2 separate regions of the Homo sapiens genome follow, and region 1 is linked to region 2. The links are chromatin contacts, found by Hi-C or POLR2A ChIA-PET in ENCODE. All regions are on one chromosome and are shown on one strand. The core of a region is the stretch at or near the end of the contact, and the rest is flanking DNA. Distances in the headings are between cores, read along the strand shown. Region 1 has its middle 5.9 kb from the start of LINC01841. Region 2 holds the start of PRKACA (protein kinase cAMP-activated catalytic subunit alpha).

What was found. Hi-C counts contacts between places; a loop is a spot of excess contacts on that map. ChIA-PET counts read pairs that join two places held with the same protein, here RNA polymerase II (POLR2A). Pooled maps may share reads with other maps.
Region 1: a pooled map shows a loop between it and region 2 (4-fold over the local background). The contact joins the enhancer-like site here to the promoter of PRKACA in region 2. A Hi-C loop is called at or near these places in 4 of 50 pooled maps. POLR2A ChIA-PET finds 5 or more read pairs at or near these places in 4 of 52 experiments (H1, WTC11, activated CD8-positive, alpha-beta memory T cell and 1 more).

What each region holds. Positions count from the first base shown.
Region 1 is chr19:14,366,708-14,373,052 of GRCh38, forward strand. No RefSeq gene overlaps it. Among named protein-coding and RNA genes, the nearest start is that of LINC01841, 5.9 kb to the left of the region's middle. RefSeq lists enhancers at 1-204, 4,086-4,155 and a silencer at 67-156. Within about 2 kb of position 3,109, at least 19 of the 41 ENCODE cell types and tissues checked have a DNase peak (open chromatin) inside an H3K27ac peak, as active enhancers do.
Region 2 is chr19:14,116,028-14,122,424 of GRCh38, forward strand. It overlaps PRKACA (protein kinase cAMP-activated catalytic subunit alpha), which reads right to left and starts at 1,735. Exons shown (of 10, transcript NM_002730.4): 1 at 1,475-1,735. The coding sequence starts at 1,520. LOC124904642 (a long non-coding RNA gene) reads left to right here and starts at 2,187. Exons shown (of 2, transcript XR_007067144.1): 1 at 2,187-3,164; 2 at 3,282-3,537. ASF1B (anti-silencing function 1B histone chaperone) reads right to left here. Exons shown (of 4, transcript NM_018154.3): 3 at 5,505-5,681; 4 at 3,485-4,638. The coding sequence ends at 4,432. RefSeq lists silencers at 1,316-1,385, 1,796-2,355.

The DNA.
Region 1 (6,345 bases), core at 1,859-4,358, 250 kb after region 2:
GTTGCCCGTTGCCAAGGCAGAAGAAAAAGAACATATAGCATGCTCTGCAGCAGCTCTTAAAGCCTCTGCCCAGAAGTGACACAAGTCAAACCTGCTCACATGCCATTGGTCAGAGCAAGTCACGTGGCCACACAAGTGGGTGGAGCAATGCCTTCCTACCTTGTACCTGGAGGGAGAAAGAGCTGGAATATTGGTGAATCGCTCAGTGATCATAGCAGTGTCCCTGGGTGAGGTCCAGAGGGCAGCTGTATGTCTGGAGGTAGACAGGGAGGTCCAGGTGGAGACATGTAAGAGGCTTTGGGATATAATTGGTATTGACTTCTTGGAGGGCCTGATCACCCCCTACTATGGAGGACACATGGGGGTCACCTGCCAGGACCCACAGGATGGGAATCCTGCCCCAGTCTCCTCTGAGACTGGATTTTTTTTTTTTTTTGATTTTTTTTTTGAGACAGGATCTCGCCGAAGTACAGTGGTGCAACCATATAGTTCGCTGCAGCCTCAACCTCTTGGGCTCAAGCAATCCTCCTGCCTCAGCCTCCCGAGTAGCTGGGACCAGAGTCATGTGCCATCAGGCCTGGGTAATTTTTAAACTTTTTTTGTAGAGATGGGGGTGCGGGTCTCGCTATGTTGCCCTAGCTGGTCTTGAACTCCTGGCCTTAAGCGATCCTCCTGCCTCGTCCTGCCAAAGCGAGCCACCGTGCCTGTCCTTCAGCCTGGATAAAATTTGTGGTGAAATACACATGACATGAAATGTTCTATCTTAACCATTTTAAGTGTACAGTTCAGTTACATTAAGAAAATTGTCAGGCCGGGCGTGGGGGCTCATGCCTGTAATCCCAGCACTTTGGGAGGCTGAGATGGACAGATCACTTGAAGTCAGAAGTTCAAGACCAGCCTGACCAATATGGTGAAACCCCGTCTGTCCTAAAAATACAAAAATTGGCCAGGCACGGTGGTGTGAACCTGTAGTCCCAGCTACTGGGAGGCTGAGACAAGAGAATCACTTGAACCCAGGAGACAGAGGTTGCAGAGAGCCAAGATTGAGCCACTGTACTCCGGCCTGGGCAACAGAGTGAGACTCAGTCTCAAAAAGAAAAGAAAATTCTCAGTTGGGCACAGTGGCTCACACGTGTAATCCCAGCACTTTGGGAGGCTGAGGTGGGCAGATCATCTGAGATCAGGAGTTTGAGACCAGCCTGGCCAACATGGTGACACCCTGGCTGTACTAAAAATACAAAAATTAGCCAGGAATGGTTGTGCACACCTGTAATCCCAGCTACTTGGGAGGCTGAGGCACGAGAATCACTTGAACCCAGGAGGCAGAGGTTGCAGTGAGCCCAGATTGTGCCACTGCACTGCGGCCTGGGCAACAGAGTAAGACCCCGTCTCAAAACAAAACAAAACAAAAACCAGAAAAAATAAATTCTCATAGTTGCCACTGACACCATCATTCATCTCCAGAACTTTTTCATCTTGCAAAACTAAAACTGTATCCACAAAACAACTCCCCGTTCCTCCTCCCTCCAGTTCCTGGAAACCACAATTCTACTTTCTGTTTCTATGAATTTGACAAGTTTAGTTACTTCCTGTAAATGTGATCATACGGTATTTGTTCTTTTGTGGCAGGTTTATTTCACTTAGCATAATGCCCTCAGGGTGCATTCATGTTATATGTACGAGAATTTCCTTCCTCTTTAAGGCTGAGTAATATTCCACTGTATAGATAGACCACATTTTGTTTATCCATTCATCTATCCATGGAGACTGGTTGCTTTCAACTTTTGGCTATTTTAGCTAATGCTGCCGTGAACATAGGTGTACAGATGTCTCTTTGAACTTTGCTTTCAATTCGGGTGTCTATGCAGAAGTAGAATTGATGGATCATATGACAATTCTATGTTTAATTTTTTTTTTTTTTTTGAGATGGAGTCTTGCTCTGTCACCCAGGCTGGAGTGCAGTGGCGCGATCTCCGCTCACTGCAACCTCCACCTCCCGGGTTCAAGCGATTCTCCTGCCTCAGCCTCTCGAGTAGCTGGGATTAGAGGCAGCTGCCACCACACCCGGCTAATCTTTGTATTGTTGTCCAGGCTGGTCTCAAACTCCTGACCTCAAATGGTCCACCCACCTCGGCCTCTCAAAGTGCTGGGATTACAGGCATGAGCCACCATGCCTGGCCTCTATGTTTAATTTTTTTAGGACTCTCCATACTGTTTTCCACAGTGGCTGCACCATTTTACATTGTCACCAGCAGCCCACAATGGTTTCAATTTATGGGGTTTTGTTTTGTTTTGCTTTTTTTTTTTTTTTTTTTTGGACAGGGTCTCACTCTGTTGCCCAGGCTGGAGTGCAATGGTGCAATCATAGCTCACTGCAGCCTTGACCTCCTGGGATCAAGCGATCCTCTTGCCTCGGCCTCCCAAGTAGTTGGGACTACAGGTGCATGCCACCATGCTCAGCTAATTTTTAAATATTTTTAGAAATGAAGTCTTCCTTTGTTGCCCAGGCTGGTCTTGAACTCCTGGCCCAACTGATCCTCTCTCCTTGGCCTCCCAAAGCATTGGGATAACAGTTGTGAGCTACCACTTCTAACCTATTTTCTGTTTTTTTGATAGTAGCCATCCTAATGGGTGTTAGGTAGTATCTCACTGTGGTTTTTATTTGTTTATTCATTTATTTATAGAGATGGAGTCTTGCTATGTTGCCCAGGCTGGTCTCAAACTCCTGGCCTCAAGTGATCCTCCCACCTCGGCCTCCCAAAGTGCTGGAATTACAGGCGTGAGCCACCGCACCTGGCCTGTGGTTTTGATTTGCATTTCCCTAATGATTGGTGACTTTGAGTATCTTTTCATAGGCCTATTGGACATTTGTCTGGCCTGGAATTTTAACAACTCTGTTTCAAAGGAAGCACAGAGTGTGGGTGTCAATCTCCTTGCCAATGTCAGGGCCGCCTGACCTCGTGGATAGCAGGCAGCCCAGAGCTGGCTCCTCGGGCCGGACAGAAGCTGGGCATGAGAGGCTGTCGTGGGAGTGACAATTCCACTAGGGGAATGCCAGATTGCCACTGAACTTTGTCACTAAGACCCACACCAAAGGCCCCAGAAAGCCCCAGTGACACTTTTGCCCCTAGATAGGAGGGTACCGACAGGAAATGCTGTCAGAAAAATGCCTCCTTGTACACTCAAAAATGGCTTTTGCCGTCTGCCCAGAGGGGCCCCTCTCCCCCTGACTCACCGTAGCAGCGCGTGGAGGACAATTTTGGCTGTGACAACGTCACGCCCGCTGCGGGGAGTTGATCTGCAAGCCACAAACGTCATTCATTCCTCTCCACCTCCAGGATTTGGAACATCTCCCCGGACCACAGATTTTTCCTTCAATCAACTTGCTTTTCCTTTAAAAAAAAAAAAAAAACTTAAATGAATTTATTTGGGAAGGAACTTTTATGCCACCACCACAAAAGGAAACAAAAGGAAACCAGGGCCATTTCCATAAGTAGAAAGCAACAGCAAAAGGACCTATATTTGTAGGGGTGGGGGTGAAATTAAACTTGCTTCCTGCTGTCGCCTGGTTGAAGCCTCAAGAGCCGGGACTAGGGTAGGGAGAGGGAGGTGCCCAGGCGTAGAATATAATGAGTCGCTCACTCGCAGGACCCTGGGATCCACAGCCTCACCCTCCAGTGAAGCTCTGGATCAAAGAGACTGCTCTTTTTGTTTAAAAAAAAAAATTGAAAGGAGACAAAAAGGGAAAGAAATAGGCCAGGCGCAGTGGCTCACGCCTGTAATCCCAACAGTTTGGGAGGCAGAGGCGGGAGGATCGCTAGAGCTCAGGAGTCCAAGACCAGCCTGGGCAACATAATGAGACCCCTGTCTCATTATAAAAAAGTAAAGAAAAAAAATGGGGAAGGAAATTAAAAACCGAAAGCGACGACTGAAGTGTTTAGAGGTGTCAGAGATATAGCTGTGAAAAACTCAGACTTCTTTTTTTTTTTTTTTTTTTTTTTGAGACAGAGTTTCGCTCTGTCGCCCAAGCTGGAGAGCAGTGGCGTCATCTCGGCTCACTGCAACCTCTCTGCCTCCCAGGTTCAAGCAATTCTCCTGCCTCAGCCTCCTGAGTAGCTGGGATTACAGGCATGCGCCACCATGCCCGGCTAATTTTTGCACTTTTAGTAGAGGCAGGATTTCACCATGTTGGCCAGACTGGTCTCAAACGCCTGACCTCAAGTAATCCACCTACCTCAGCCTTCCAAAGTGCTAGGATTACAAGCATAAGCCACCATGCCTGGTCTATTTTATTTATGTATTTATTTTATTTTATTTTTTTGAGACAGAGTCTCACTCTGTCACCCTGGCTGCAGTGCAGTGGTGCGATTTCGGCTCACTGCCACCTCTGCCTCCTAGGCTCAAGTGATCCTCCCACCTCTGCCTCCCAAGTTGCTGAGACTACAGGTGCACACTACCATGCCCAGCTAATTTGTGGAGTTTTTGTAGAGATGAGGTCTCGATATGTAGCCCAGGCTGCTCTTGAACTGCTGGACTCAAGCAATCTTCCTGCCTCGGTCTCCCAAAGTGCTGGGAATACAGGCATGAGCCACTGCACCCGGCCTGTTTTTTTTTTTTGTTTTTGTTTTTTTTTTTTATGGAGGTGAGATTGACATGACATAAAATAGACCCTTTTAAAGTGCATGGTTCAGCGCCATTTAGTACATTCACTACGTTGAGCAACCATCACCTCTATCTAGTTCCAGAATGTTTTCAACACCGCAAAAGGAAACCCCGTCCTCATTACCACTCATTCCTCATTCCTCCTCCCCAGCCCCTGGCAACCACCAATCTGTTTTCTGGCTATGAATTTGCCTATTCTGGACATTTCATATAAATGGAATCGTGCACTATGTGACCTTCTGTGTCTGGCTTCTCTCACTCAGTATCATGTTTTCAAGGTTCATCCACCCTGTAGCATGGATCAGAGCCTCGTTCCTTTTTATGGTTGAATTAAAAATCGCTTTTTATGGTAATTGTGAACCGTGCTGCTATGAACATGGGTGTATAAGTATCTGTTTGAGGTCAGGCACAGTGGCTCATGCCTGGAATCCCAGCGCTTTGGGAGGCTGAGGTGGGCAGATCATTTGAGGTCAGGAGTTTGAGACCAGCCTGACCAACACGGTGCAACCCTCTCTCTACTAAAATACAAAAATTAGCCGGGCATGGTGGTGGGTGCCTGTAATCTCAGCTACTCGGGAGGCTGAGGCAGGAGAATCACTTGAACCCAGGAGGTGGAGGTTGCAATGAGCTGAGATCGCGCCACTGCACTCCAGCCTGGACAAGAGTGAGACTCCATCTCAAAAAATAAAATAAACATAAGTATCCATTTGAGTGTCTGCCTTCAGTTTTCTCAGGTGTATACTCAGGAGCAGAATGGCTGGATCACAGGGTCACTCTACACGTAACTTTTTGAGGAGCCGCAAACTGTTTTCTATGCCTGGAAAGAAGTGAAAGGGAGACCTCCATCCAAGGGACAGAGCCCTGGGGATGGGTTGATTCTCACCAATGCTTTCCCATCGCTTCTTTCTGGGACTGGCTGGGACCGTCAGTGCCATCTGTGGCCCTATTTCTCGGGAACCCACAAGCCCACAACAGAAGAGGCCCAGAGGCATGCGGAGGGGTTGACCCGGGTGGGCACCCAGCCTGAATAAGCCCCCTTCCTCCCCTGGCCTTCCCCACCCATCGAAAGTCAAGGGAAGGATTCTGAGACCCCCGTCCTCACAGTGCCCCCCAGAAGCCTGACCCCATCCTTATCGGGACATCAGCACCACCCCGCTCAGAAGACTTTGCAAAATGGGGAAGACACTGAGAGCTGCAAGAAAGTGACAAAAATGCCACCAAGTGTCACACAGCGTTCCCAGCTCAGGGCTTCTTGTTGGCTGCCACCAGTTCCCCACCCCCACAGCCACCCCTGAGCTGTTCCCCTCCCCCACCCTACTCTCCTTTGCTTCCTCTAAACGCTTCTCCTTAAAACCTTTAAACATTTTAAAATTCTTTTTTAAATATTTGTATAGAGCCTCAGGTTTATAGAATAAATGAAACAATGCAATTCTTGGGACCATCGGTCTATCCATGATCAGCTTTATTTTACTTACTTATTTACTGAGACAGAGTCTCACTCTGTGGCCCAGGCTGGAGTGCAGTGGTGAGATCATAGCTCACTGCAACCTCAAACTCCCAGGCTCAAGAGATTCTCCCACCTCAGCCCCCTGAGCAGCTGGGATTACAGGCACGTGCCACCACTCCTGGCTAATTTTTGCATTTTTTGTAGAGACTGGGTTTTACCATGTTGCCCAGGCTGGT
Region 2 (6,397 bases), core at 485-2,984:
CTCTGAGTTCTGCTATTTGAATCCGTATGGGAATAAAGTTCCCTGGCTTTCATACCTTTCTGGGAGGGGGCATTCAGGAAACTCAGATGCTGGGGTTTGAGACCAAAAACTGGCCTTCCTTTTCGACCAATAGTTCCGACTATTTCTGGGTAAGTGGACAGGGGATCCCAGCTGCCTTCCAGCTTTCAGACTGGAGTGACAACAATTTAAGAGCTGTAAAAATTGGGAATGGGGTTCAAGACCATTTCTGATGGTATTTCCAGATAGAGAATCTCTTTCTCTGGCTGGCTGGAAAAGACCAACCTAATGTGTGGGCAAGTGGGTGAAACAGGTCTCTCTCTGGCTGAGCCCTGGGAATGATCAGAATCACTAGACGTCAAAGCAAATCACTAGACGTCACCCATTACTCTCTTTGACTGCCTCCTCCTCCCCAGTGCTCTTTCTGACCATCTCAGTTAGAACCGAATGAACCTCGCTAAACCCAGACACTTTTCATCCCAAGCCAGGAGTGGTGGAAGAAGCCCCAGGGACTGGGTGAATGACGGAGCCTCAGTTGTGAAACGACCATTTATTGAGGGGCCCTCCATGGAGCCTAGAGCTCACTGCAAGACAGGAAATGAGAGGGGGCTCTGCCACCACCCCCTTACCCCAACGCAGGAAAGAGGATGCAATGAATCCCAACAAGACCAGCTCAAACTTGGCTTTGGAAGCACTGAAGCAATTCTCTACGTTCATAAACAGTCTGCTACCCCAGCCAGGGACAGACGCTTGCTTGGAGGACGGAGCACAAGCAGAGCAGCAGAATGACAGAGTGACAGGATGAGAGAGGCAGAGGGACCCAGAAAGATCCTGTCCCCCATGCCAAGTGACACAGAAGAAAAAAATAATGCTGGAGGTGGCTCTGGGAAATGTTCAGGGGGCAGGATGGGTTTGGAAGGGGGGGCTGTGCTAAGGTGAAGAGGGAAAGGGCAGGAGAAAGATGGCGGGGGCTGGAGGGGGGAGGGGTGTGGTCAGCAAGTGGCCAAGGTCCCTGCGCGGTGGAGGCAGACAGACCTCATCGCATTCCCAAACTGGTAGAAACCTGGGTCGGGGTCAGGCAGAGGATCCCATAGGTGAGAGAGGTGAGTGAGGAAGTGGGGGGATTAGAATCTGGGAAGAGGGGCCAGGAAAGGAGGGGGTAGGCTGGTGACAGGGGCCCATGTGGGGCCCCAGCGGTCATACGTGCCATGGTTGGCAGTGACAGCTGGGGGGGAGCACGGTCTTTGCAGCATGGGGCGGCCCTAGGGGAAGGGGACCCCTACAGGGGGTACTCTGCGGGCCCGCGGGCCCCAGCCTTGGACAGGCCGGGGCAAGGGGCGCTGGGGGGTAGGCAGAGAGGATGAGGGGCCCCGTAGGGGGAGGGGCCAGGCGATGATGGACAAGGCCAGGGCTGGCAGCGCAGGGCCAAGATCGGGGTCACAGCCCGGGCACTCACCGCTCTCCTGCTCGCTGCCCTTCTTGGCGGCGGCGGCGTTGCCCATCGCGGCGGCGGCGGCCGGGGCCGGTCCCGGAGCTGCGGCGCGGCGGGTGCTGGCTGCGGCCGGCGGCCCCGGAGCGCGCTGGGCGGCGGCGGCGGCGGCCCTCGGGCTGGCTGCGCTAGCTGCGGCGCCGCGACCCCCGCCCAGCCCCTGCTTCCCGCGTCTCTCCGCGCCCGCCCGCCCGGGAACCTCAGCCCAAGATCTCTGCCGCTGTCTGTGACGCCCCCGCAGCCCGCCGCTCATTGGCCTAGGCCGCCCTGACTGACGGCTCAGCGCCGCCTCCCATTGGCCCTCCCGCGACCTTCCCGCGCCACTATAGGCTCTCAGCCTCGGGACACGCACCGCGGACTCTCGGCCATTCACTCGCTCGCGAGGCCGCAGCTGGGCGGGCAGACGCGTCCGATTGGCCGAGACGCTGGACTGGGCCCGGGGTCCGCCCTGCGAGGCCGCCGATTGGCGGAGGTGCCGGGTCCGCCAAGCCCCCCAGCAGAACGCTCAGTGTCAATCCGGGGGTGAGAGGGCGGGGCGGAGACGCAGTCTGCGGGCCCGGGCCGGCGGGGCGGGGCGGCGGAGGCTGGCTGGCGGCCGCGCAGCGCTCCGAGGCTCAGGAGGCGGCCCCGGCGGGCGCCCGGCCGGCCCCGCGCGCGCCGCAGTCCCCCGCCCCCGCTCAGTGCGGCAGCGGCTGTCGGCCAGCCGGAGTTGGCGCCGCGGCCTGCCCGGCGCAGCCGCTGTCCACCTGCCAGCGGGGGAGGGGCGCGGCCGGCGCGCGGGTCAGAGGTCGCCCGGCCGCCGCCGGCGTCATTCATAAGGCCTGGCGCTGGGCGGCCGAGGCCAGGCCTGCTTGGGGGCCAGGCCGCGGGGCCTCCTGGGTTTTCCCAGCCGCACTCAGGAGGATGCCGGGCCCGGCGCAAGGGGTGGCTGGGAAGGGGCGCTCAGTGTCCACCCCTTTGCTGGGCCCTAGCCCTGGGCTCCTGCCAGTAGTAAGAGCTGGCACCCACTTAACGCTCCTTCGCACCACACTCCCATCGCGTAGGTGCTACCATCATCACTCCCATTGCACAGATGAGGAATCTGGGGTACAGCCAGGCAGATTCCCTGCTCCTGTTCCCCGTCTGTATTTCCTGTCTGGGCAATGCGAAGGGAACCTGCCCCTTCCTTCAGGATCCTCTTTCAGTACACACTTAGCAGAGGACAGTCGGGGTTTCCCAACTGCGACACTACTGACGGTGAGGCTGGATCATTTTCTGCTGGGGGGTGTCTTGTGCACCACTGGGTGTTGAGCAACATCCCCCGCCTCTACCCACTGGATGCCAGTAGCCCCTCCTCTATCTTCCTGCTGGCTGTGGCAACCGCTGTCTCCTGACATTGGTGAATGTGCTCTTGCGGGGCCGAACTGCTCCTGATTGAGAAGCACTTAAGAGAGGGTCAGGGGAGGGGAGAAGCCAGGTCACCCCGACTCGGAAGGGCTAGCTGGGCTTAACTACAAGCCGATCTGCTGCTTCGACTTGAATAGCCTCCACCTTCTCCAGCTGCTGTCTGCCCCCATGTTCCCAGATCAACCACAGTTCCAGGGAGGGAGAGTCAGAGCCTTTCTGTGAACTATGGGGAAATGGCTGACCACTCCGCCTCTGGATGGATAGATACATGGTAAGGTTTAGTAAAATTTAATAAAAGCATTGCTGTTTGTGTGTTGGGATCACGATGTTAATTTCCTGTGGGTCAAGGGCAAAGTCTGAAAAATCACTCATTATAATCTATCTGCAGGACAGCTGGTTTAAGTTTTGACAAAGAAAAACCCCTCCTGGAACCTCAGTCTGGAATACAACTGTAGAACCAATTAAGACTGGAGTAGGAAGCTGGAAAGAAGACGTGGGACAGCCAACCCACTGGACAGGGCAAGAGGCCACTTCTGGGGGAGAGTGGACAAAGTTGCTTCAGTCCACCAGAGACAAAAGCACAAACAATCATTCTAAATGAAGTGCTTTTAATTTTCAGACCAAACATTTTTAATATAAAAACATTTTGATAATATACAAACAGCAATCACAACAGCATCCACATGGCAGCAAGGGGACCAGGGCACAGAGAGGGGGAGCGGGCTGGGGAGGGACAGTTTTCAGGGTCCCAGTTGCTTCCCTGGCTTGAAATCACCCTGGTCCTAGCAGAGGACAGGTTAAGGCTGCCAGAGGCAGAGGGTCCCTGACCCTGGCCCGGAGACAGACTGCCCAGGCAGGCCCTCTGATACCATCTTCCAACCATGGCAGCCTCCAGGAAAAGCCAGATCCATTTAGGAGATAACAGGAAGGTGGCTGTGATTGACAGGAAAGGCAACATGGTTCCTCAGCATCCTGCTGATCACACCTCTGGGAGGGGCTGCTGGATTGAAGAGGACCTAAGAATCTTCCTGGGAGCAGGACAGAAATGGGATCTAAGTCTACCTACTAACTAACATTCCCGCCTGTGACACCAGAAAGCTGGAGTGGGTCTGCTCAGATGTACAGGAAGAGAAAGGAATGACAAAGCCTTTGGCTCAGCAGGACTGGAGCCTTGACAGGCACTGACCAAGAAAGCCTCTAGGTGGGCCAGGGAGGTCTGTGGGAAAGCTTTGGATCAATGGTACTCAAGGGTGCACAGTGGCACAGTGGCCTTAGTTAGAATTTATGAAGACGAAAAGAACACAAGTCAGAATTTAGAACTGAAGTACCTGCTTCTTATAGGCCTGTAGAGGAAAAGCGAGATCATCCTTCTGGCCAGGACTAGGGGAGACCCAAGGCCTGTTCTTTCCTAGGGGCTGAGTTTGACAGACCTGGATTGCAGCTGATGGCCCCCAAAGTCCTCTAGATGGGCCCTGCAGGACTCGCTGGGAGGCCTGGTTGCCCCTCCCGGCGTGCTGGGACACTCTGGGTTCCTGCAGTTAGATGCAGTCCATGGAGTTCTCAGGGAGGAGGCCAGGGATGCAGCCAGGGAGCCCCAAGCCCTTGATAGGAGTGCAGTTGAGTGGGAGGCCGCAGCCCAGGGAGGGGTCCTGGGTCTCTATGGCCTCCAGCCTGTCCATGTTGTTGTCCCAGTTGATATGGAAGCGGGTCACCCGGGGGTTCGAGGCCAAGATGTTCCGCTGGAGCTGGGGCAGGAAGAGGAACGTCAACCCTTGTAGGTACGCCCTCTCCTTGGTCCCATAGAGCCAGGACACCCCCAATCACCCATCTCAAGCCCAGCAAGAGCAACCTACATATGGAACTCCAGAAAACACCTGTGGCCAGGACCTTATTTATTTATTTATTTATTTATTTTTTGAGACGGAGTTTTGCTTTTGTTGCCCAGGCTGGAGTGCAATGCTGTGATCTCGTCTCACTGCAACCTCTGCCTTCCGGGTTCAAGCGATTCTCTTGCCTCAGCCTCCTGTGTAGCTGGGACTACAGGTGCAAGGCACCATACCTGGCTCATTTTCGTATTTTTAGTAGAGACGGGCTTTCACCATGTTGGCCAGGCTGGTCTCAAACTCCTGACCTCAGGTGATCCTACAGCCTCGGCCTCCCAAAGTGCTGGGATTACAACGCGTGAGCCACTGTGCCTGGCCCAGGACTTTTTTTTTTTAAGGGACAGTCTCACTCTGTTGGTCAGGCTGGAATGCAGTGGCACGATCTGAGCTCACTGCAGCCTCAAACTCCTGGGCTCAAGCGATCCTCCCACCTCAGCCTCCAGAGTAGAGCACACCACCCATGTCTGGCTCATTTTTTTTTTTTTTTTTTTTTGCGGGGGTTAGGGACAGGGTCTCACTATGTTGCCCAGGCTGGCCTAATCTTAATTCTCTAAGACATGCCTTTGAGAGACAAAGGTCTTTTTCTCCTCTTCTAACACAGTACTGTAAGAACTGAATATTACTTGAAAACCTTAAGAAGTGACCTTGACTCTCAATTTGAATGGCTGAACTCCCCCCAAGTATAAAGAACGGCCTTGTGGGAAGCAGGAAGTGGAAACAGGCCCCACCTGGGAGAAATCTGGCTTCATGGGCGGGTTCTCACGCAGCTCAGGGTTGAGGTACTCGTTGTTGACGTAGTAGCCCACTCGGATGAACTCCTGTCCATGGTAGGTGCAGGTGATGAGGACCACAGTCACACCCACGGCATCAGTCTCTGGGATGAGGGATGGGTTGGGGGCGTCGGCCTAGGGGAGACACATCCTAGGCCTTAGCAGTGCCACAGCCATGCCTCGATGTCATTAGTACAAAGATTCCCAAGCATCATGTATTTACTGAGCAAAAAGTATGCTCTCTGCCCTCAGTTTTCTTTTTTTTACTTCTGCCTCTCGGGTTCAAACAATTCTGCCTCAGCATCCCAGGCAGCTGGGACTACAGGCACACACCACCACACCCGGCTAACTTTTTTTTTTTTTTGGTATTTTTTTTTAATGGAGTTTTGCTCTGTTGCCCAGGCTGAAGTGCAATGGTGCGATCTCGGCTCACTGCAACCTCCGCCTCACGGGTTCAAGCGATTCTCCTGCCTCAGCCTCCCGAGTAGCTGGGATTACAGGTGCCCACCACCATGCCCGGCTAATTTTTGTATTTTTAGTAGAGATGGGGTTTCGCCATGTTGGCCAGGCTGGTCTCGAACTCCTGACCTCAGGTGATCCACCCGTCTTGGACTCCTAAAGTGTTGGGATTACAGGTGTGAGCCACTGCGCCCAGCCTTTTTTTTGTATTTTTAGTACAGACGGGATTTCACCATGTTGGCCAGGCTGGTCTTAAACTCCTGACTTCAGGTGATCTGCCCACCTCGGCCTCCCAAAGTGTTGGGATTACAGGTGTGAGCCATTGCGCCTGGACTTTTTTTTTTTTTACACAGGGTCTGGCCTCCCTCTGTTACCCAGGCTGGAGTGCAATG